Regions from separate parts of the Homo sapiens genome. Here region 1 is linked to region 2. A link is an interaction called in ENCODE POLR2A ChIA-PET data of the cell type or tissue named here. Cell type or tissue: PC-3. All regions are shown on one strand. Each heading gives the region's core, and the rest is flanking DNA. Links, peaks and the distances in the headings are about the cores only. Region 1 overlaps LINC02625 (long intergenic non-protein coding RNA 2625). Region 2 has its middle 15 kb from the start of LINC02625.

Region 1 (2,925 bases), core at 149-2,648, 57 kb before region 2:
AGACCCGCTGTTCTGTGTCAGCTGTTGACTCCCCATAATGGCCATGACCGTGGGCAGTGGAGACCATGGGGACACGGGTGTGCAATGATGGTCCTGGACTAGCCACTAACTCTTGAGGACAGACACTTCACCTGCTTCCTCTTCCTTCTGTCAGATTAAGAAGATGGAACGTAAGTTTAAGGGCATACTTGGTTCTATTCTTTCTCCTGAAAATTCAGATGATGCCTTCGATTTTATAAAGAAGAGGATCATTTTTTTCATGGAGAAGAACAGCCATACTTCCTGGGAGAGAGAACCTCACAGTCTTGACTGCAGGCGGGAACAATCTTCAGCTCTGACATCAAATACCGGGGACTGGAATTCAGGTTCCACTACTTACTATTGGTGGGACCTCGGGCAAGTTCTTTTCAGAAGACACTACCAGCACCTACCTCACAGGGTTACTATGAGGATCAAATAAAATGTGCAGGTAAAGCACATAATATAGTGCATGGGAGGTTATATATGTTTAATTCATGCCACGGATTATGACAATAATAAATGTTATAATTACATAAAATTATTTAAATTACTCCATATTATAAAAAATAAAAATTGTTATTATTTCCTAAAGCTATGAAAGTCCTGAGTAATAATATATTGCCATCACCTTTTAACAACTGTCAGACAGTAATCTCAACCAAACTTTGAAACAAGAATGTAACAGAGAGTTAAGGAAGAAGCCCCAAAGAAACCCAAAGTATTCAGTTGTTTCTTACATTAAAAAGGGTTGGAACATATTTAAAGGAGTGAAGGGCCTTCAGAGGGCATGAAGGTTTCGTCTTACGTGCCAAGACGAGTTCTGGCCACCTGGTACTCTCTCAAAGGGAGAATGTTGAGGCTACATCCAGGCGTAGCAGGAAGAAGTGCTGTGATCTATTAGTAATGTCTGCCACAGACATGCAGCACAGGGTCTAGTGACATTTACTATATAACAGCTATCTCTGGATTCTCTTCTGGATCTCAGATCATTTTTCCAGGCTCCGCCACTAGATAAGGTACAAGATCATTATTTTAGGTAACCAATGACCTCAATCTTCAGAAGCAAGAAAATCTTACTATGTATTTAAATGTAGATAAATATGTATTAGTAATAAGTCTACCAAGAAATTGCTCAGGAGTGAAAGGGAACCTGTAAGTTGTGGCCTGTTTCTTTTTCTATTGCTTTATTATATACTATTTGCACTCTCTCTAATTCTGTTTAATCTCTGCAGTTCTCAGCAGTCAAAATCTTTGTGTTAATTCTCTGTTGAGCAGGAAAAGAAAAAAAAACCCTGCTGATTTCTAACATAATACTTCAAAACAGATCCTGTTTCTGTTACTTCCGCATTACATACCTAGCACTTGGAACTAGTTTTGGTATAGCATAGGTGCTCAATAAGTGCTTTTAATGAATTAATCGGATGCATTTGATGTCATCTCCCTCTTAGGATGTGAGCTTCTCTAAGACAAATATGGTGAATTACTCATTATTTGCTCCTTTGCCCTCACTCCCTAAAGTGATTGGCACAGTATCCAGTACGTGGTAAGGGCTCTATAAATATTTGTTAAATGAATGAAGTATTAATGACAGTACTGCCAACTTTCATAGCCTCAAATTTCTTCTGCTATCGGTTAAGGCCTCTTGCTACATAAATCTTTCATATCAGTGCATTACAGTATTTGAGAATATTTCATTTGAAGAACTCAGCAGAGAATATTTCCCATAAAAAGGAACAGCCCCCTATATTACCTTATTACTCACTAATTTCATAAGAAGTGCTGTTTGCTAAATTCCTCCACCCTGCTTTTGCCTTGTTTTGCACTTTCACTGCTATCTGCTTTGCTCCCAAAGCAGCCCCTCATACTTTGGAAACCACAGGGAGGCAACAATGAACCAAGACTTTTTCCTCATCAAACACTTTCCTTCTAAAGCAAAATCTTTCTTGTCCATTGTCCCACTGTAGCAAATCTCTCCCGAACTTCTGCAGTGCCCTTTTTGTCTGAAGGAATTTCCATTTACCACATCCAGTAAATACCTTTAGTGATCAGTGACTCGGCACCTGATTTTTAACACTCAATCAAGATGCGCTATGTTTCCATCATGTGATGGTTAAATTTAATTTAAAACAAAGAGATTTCTTCACACTCATTCCATTTTGCTTCAGTTTCCAAGGCAATTTGTGTTTGTGCAGAAACCAAATGTGCTCTCTGGAGACAGATGGAGACTGGTTTTTTCTACAGGTGCCTGCCTACTACCTACCTACCTGCTCATCTTTGTAGTCTTAATCTGTTTTCCTTCCACATGAACACTTTTTCTTTAGTTTAAATTTTTATCTTATTTTATTGCATTTATCTTTGTAAGCCACCTTGAATCTATTTGGAATAAGGTGGTATTACGATTCAATGAATATAAAAATAAATTCATATGCCTTATATTCATATTCATATAGCTCCTGCCCCCCTGATGCTTAGAGTCTTCCTAGAAAAATAAGACTTACTTACTTGAGGAAATATGCAAGGGAGTGATTGGCAGACAGTTGCAGGAAGGTAGACAACAGATTCCTATAGAAAGCTACATTTGAAGGGACATTCAAAATTATCCAGCGGAGGTTGTGTGTCCTATGCGGAGTCACCTGAGTACTTAGTGGCAGAATCAAAACAAGTCCTCATCTTCTAACTCCAAACCTTATGCTTGCTTGATGCCCTCAGCTCCTCAATGCTTGCCAAATAGTAAGGCAAATGTGTATAATAGTCCATTGAGGAAGATCCCTCAACAGATATGAAATAATTGGTCATTATTGAGCAAATGTCAATGTCCTCTAACGGTCACCCAAGCAAATATCTGCTCTTAATCATAAACTCTTTTTCAACATTTTTCCCCAAGTCTAAAGAAACTTAAGTAAC
Region 2 (2,905 bases), core at 406-2,905:
GGGCGTGGTGGTGCGTGCCTGTAATCCCAGCTACTTGGGAGGCTGAGGTGGGAGGATTGCTTGAACCTGGGAGGCAGAGGTTGCAGTGGGCCGAGATCATGTCTTTGCACTGCAGCCTCGGTGACAGAGTGAGACTCTGTCTCAAAATAATGAATACGTTAAGTTAATTAATTAAATAGCCAGGCATGGTGGCTCAGGCCTGTAATGCCAGCTATGCAGAGGCTGAGGCAGGATGATACCGTGAGCTCTGGAGTTTAAGGCTGCAGTGAGTTATGATCGTGTCACTATGCTCCAACCTGGGTGGCAGGGCAAGACCCTGTCTCTAAATATATATATTTATTTATATAAAATGAGGAGAGGAAACAGCACAAGTGGCAAATTGATAAAGAAAAAATCAGAAAGAAAATGCACCAATGTTTAAACTTCAGGAAAAATTAGTCTGAAGGGGAAGGTATTTGGTCAGGGATCTTGGGAGAGGCTAACTTCATCTGGGGTTAATTAGAGTCCCATCTCAGGGAACAGCCATCTTATTGGCTGAATATGGGAAAGGGCCAGAAATAATAAAGTATCTACAAGGAAAGACGTTAATAGAAGAAAAGATCTTTTCTCTTTTTGTCTTCCCAGTGGTTTCCTCTTCAATACACCCCTTCCTGTCTCCTAACTCGATCCCACCCAGCATCTATTACTCTCCTATTAGGCTGCTCATGCATTTTTAAATCCAGCTTAATTGGACATTGACATATTTGGCTCCTCTCTTTAGCACCAAAGCCACCCAATCAAGTAAAAAATTTATTTTCTCCTCAGTACTGCAAATGGAAAGTATCTGCATGCAAAAAAATAAAATATAAATAAAAATTCCTTCTGTAAGAAAGAATATCAACAAGAGCACAAAGTAGAACATGCCAAGTGTTTAGAAAGACAACATCAGCTTCATTTTATTTAAATGCTCCATTGTTTGTAATAAATTTTTAATAGCTTGAAAATCTAATTTTTCCACTACCAATTTTATCCTTGGCCACTTGGCAAATACTGATACTGGCTTTTTTTTTTCTTTTCTGCCTCTGTTACCCCAGTAGTAAAAGCTGGAGATCTGGATATGTGAGTTCTTAATTATGAACCATTACAATGAAAATATCAGCTCTGTATTGGGAATAGCACCAAATGGTATAAAGACCTAGACTGTTATGAATTATTTGGGACCAGAGTATCTCTCCACCCTACTATAGGAGAGAGAACACTCAGAAAAATAGAGACGAAAAGTCTGTGGGGGTGGCTGATCTGTAGTGAAACTCTTTTATAATTTAGAAGACACAATTGTACCGAACCTTTATACTAACCACATATTACTCATTGCATAATTATTGCAGGATTGAAAATGTATGACAAATGTGCCATAACTCCCCCCGCCCACTCTCATGGCAGACATTGCTAATCAACTATGAAACTCTTTCCCACTAAACATTCTAGGTGGACACCGCGGTTGGGATAGTGTGGCAGGGGGAAGGTTGGGGCAGAAAGAGCAAGAATCTCCCCTATTCCTGATACTTCCTTCTTGTAAAAAGAGCACCACTAATGTAACACTCCTACTTTCCTCCAGAGAAGAAAAAGAGACATAATCTGATTGGTAAGCTTTAAAAGAAACACTAGTCATGGGTTGCCAAGCCCCTTCCTCTGGCAGTATGCACACTCACACAGAGCATGTGCTCCTGATATTTCTCTACCAGCTAATAAATTTATCAGTGAACTTACTCCTCAACCTGTAGGAAGATCAGCAGTGGTCCAATGCTGCTGGAGGCTGGGTGTGGTCCCTGCAATATCACAGTTAAGAATGGGGACGCTCACTGGCACAGCAGATATAACCACATTCCTCAGTAGCAACTTTAACAACAACAAAGGTGATGTTTTGACTCTTTCTGTCTTACTCTTTTGCCTAGCTCTAATTGATTCAAGCCTTGGGCCAAAAAGAAGGGTGATGTTTCAGGGTCCCTTAAAACCCCTCACAGAAGCAATTGATTAGGGCGCTCACAGGAAATTGATGTACAGTCTAGTACACTTCAGGAGCCATAATGTGGTCTGATTTACAGTTAACGAGAGATGTGTGAGGTCAGTGTTGTTTGGGGTGGCATGCCAACGACCTATACAAGGCCCGACACAGGAGTAGCTCTTGTGTCATCAAGTTCCCGAGACTTTGCAGTCCAGATCATCAGTTCTGTCATTGCTTCAGACATGGTCTGTCCCAAGCAACTCACCCAACTGACCAAATTCATGGGCAACCCTCATATACTCCCGGTGGAAGTGGAAATTGGTGCCATTTTGAGGGGGCCAATTTAGCAGTACATAGCCAAATTGTCCATTTAGTTATGCATTGTGATGGCAGTTTCACTTCTGTGTATCTATTCTCATAGAAAATGCACAAAAATAAATGTCCAAGTTTATTGCAACACCTATTGTCACGATGATAATTTGGAAACTACCTAAATGCCCAGCCATAGAGAACTGGTTAAATAAATAGTTATGAAATATTGTGAATTGGCTTCTAGTCATTTCATGGGTTTTTTGGTTTGTTTGGTTAGTTGGTTGGTGTTTTAGAGACGGGGTCCTGCTCTGTTGTCCAGGCTGGAGTGCAGCGGCGATCATAGCTCACTGTATCCTCCTTGGGCTGAAGTGATTCTCCCGCCCCAGCCTCCCAAGTAGCTGGGACTACAGGTGCACGCCACCATGCCTGGCTATTTTTTAATTTTTTTGTAGAGACAGAATCTCTCTATCTTGTCTTGAACTCCTGCATTCAAGTGATCCTGCCCCCTCAGTCTTCCTGAGCACTGACTGGGATTACAGGTGTGAGCCACCATGCCTGGCCCATTTTGTTTTTTAATGTAGCAATTTTATACTATGTGTCATGGCATGG

The links. ChIA-PET counts read pairs that join two places held together with the same protein. Peaks named below come from ENCODE experiments on the same cell type or tissue, not always from the same donor. Only the 100,000 strongest peaks of a DNase experiment are listed, where the experiment ranks them.
Region 1: POLR2A ChIA-PET joins it to region 2 with 5 read pairs; 9 of 35 experiments call an interaction of 5 or more read pairs at or near these places.

What each region holds. Positions count from the first base shown.
Region 1 is chr10:61,824,282-61,827,206 of GRCh38, forward strand. The region is part of intron 2 of LINC02625 (long intergenic non-protein coding RNA 2625); the gene reads right to left. Among named protein-coding and RNA genes, the nearest start is that of LINC02625, 42 kb to the right of the region's middle. In PC-3, for the core only: no CTCF peak of the experiment used is centred there; a DNase peak (open chromatin) is centred at 1,530; H3K27ac peaks cover 1,501 bases.
Region 2 is chr10:61,881,436-61,884,340 of GRCh38, forward strand. No RefSeq gene overlaps it. Among named protein-coding and RNA genes, the nearest start is that of LINC02625, 15 kb to the left of the region's middle. In PC-3, for the core only: no CTCF peak of the experiment used is centred there; a DNase peak (open chromatin) is centred at 1,396.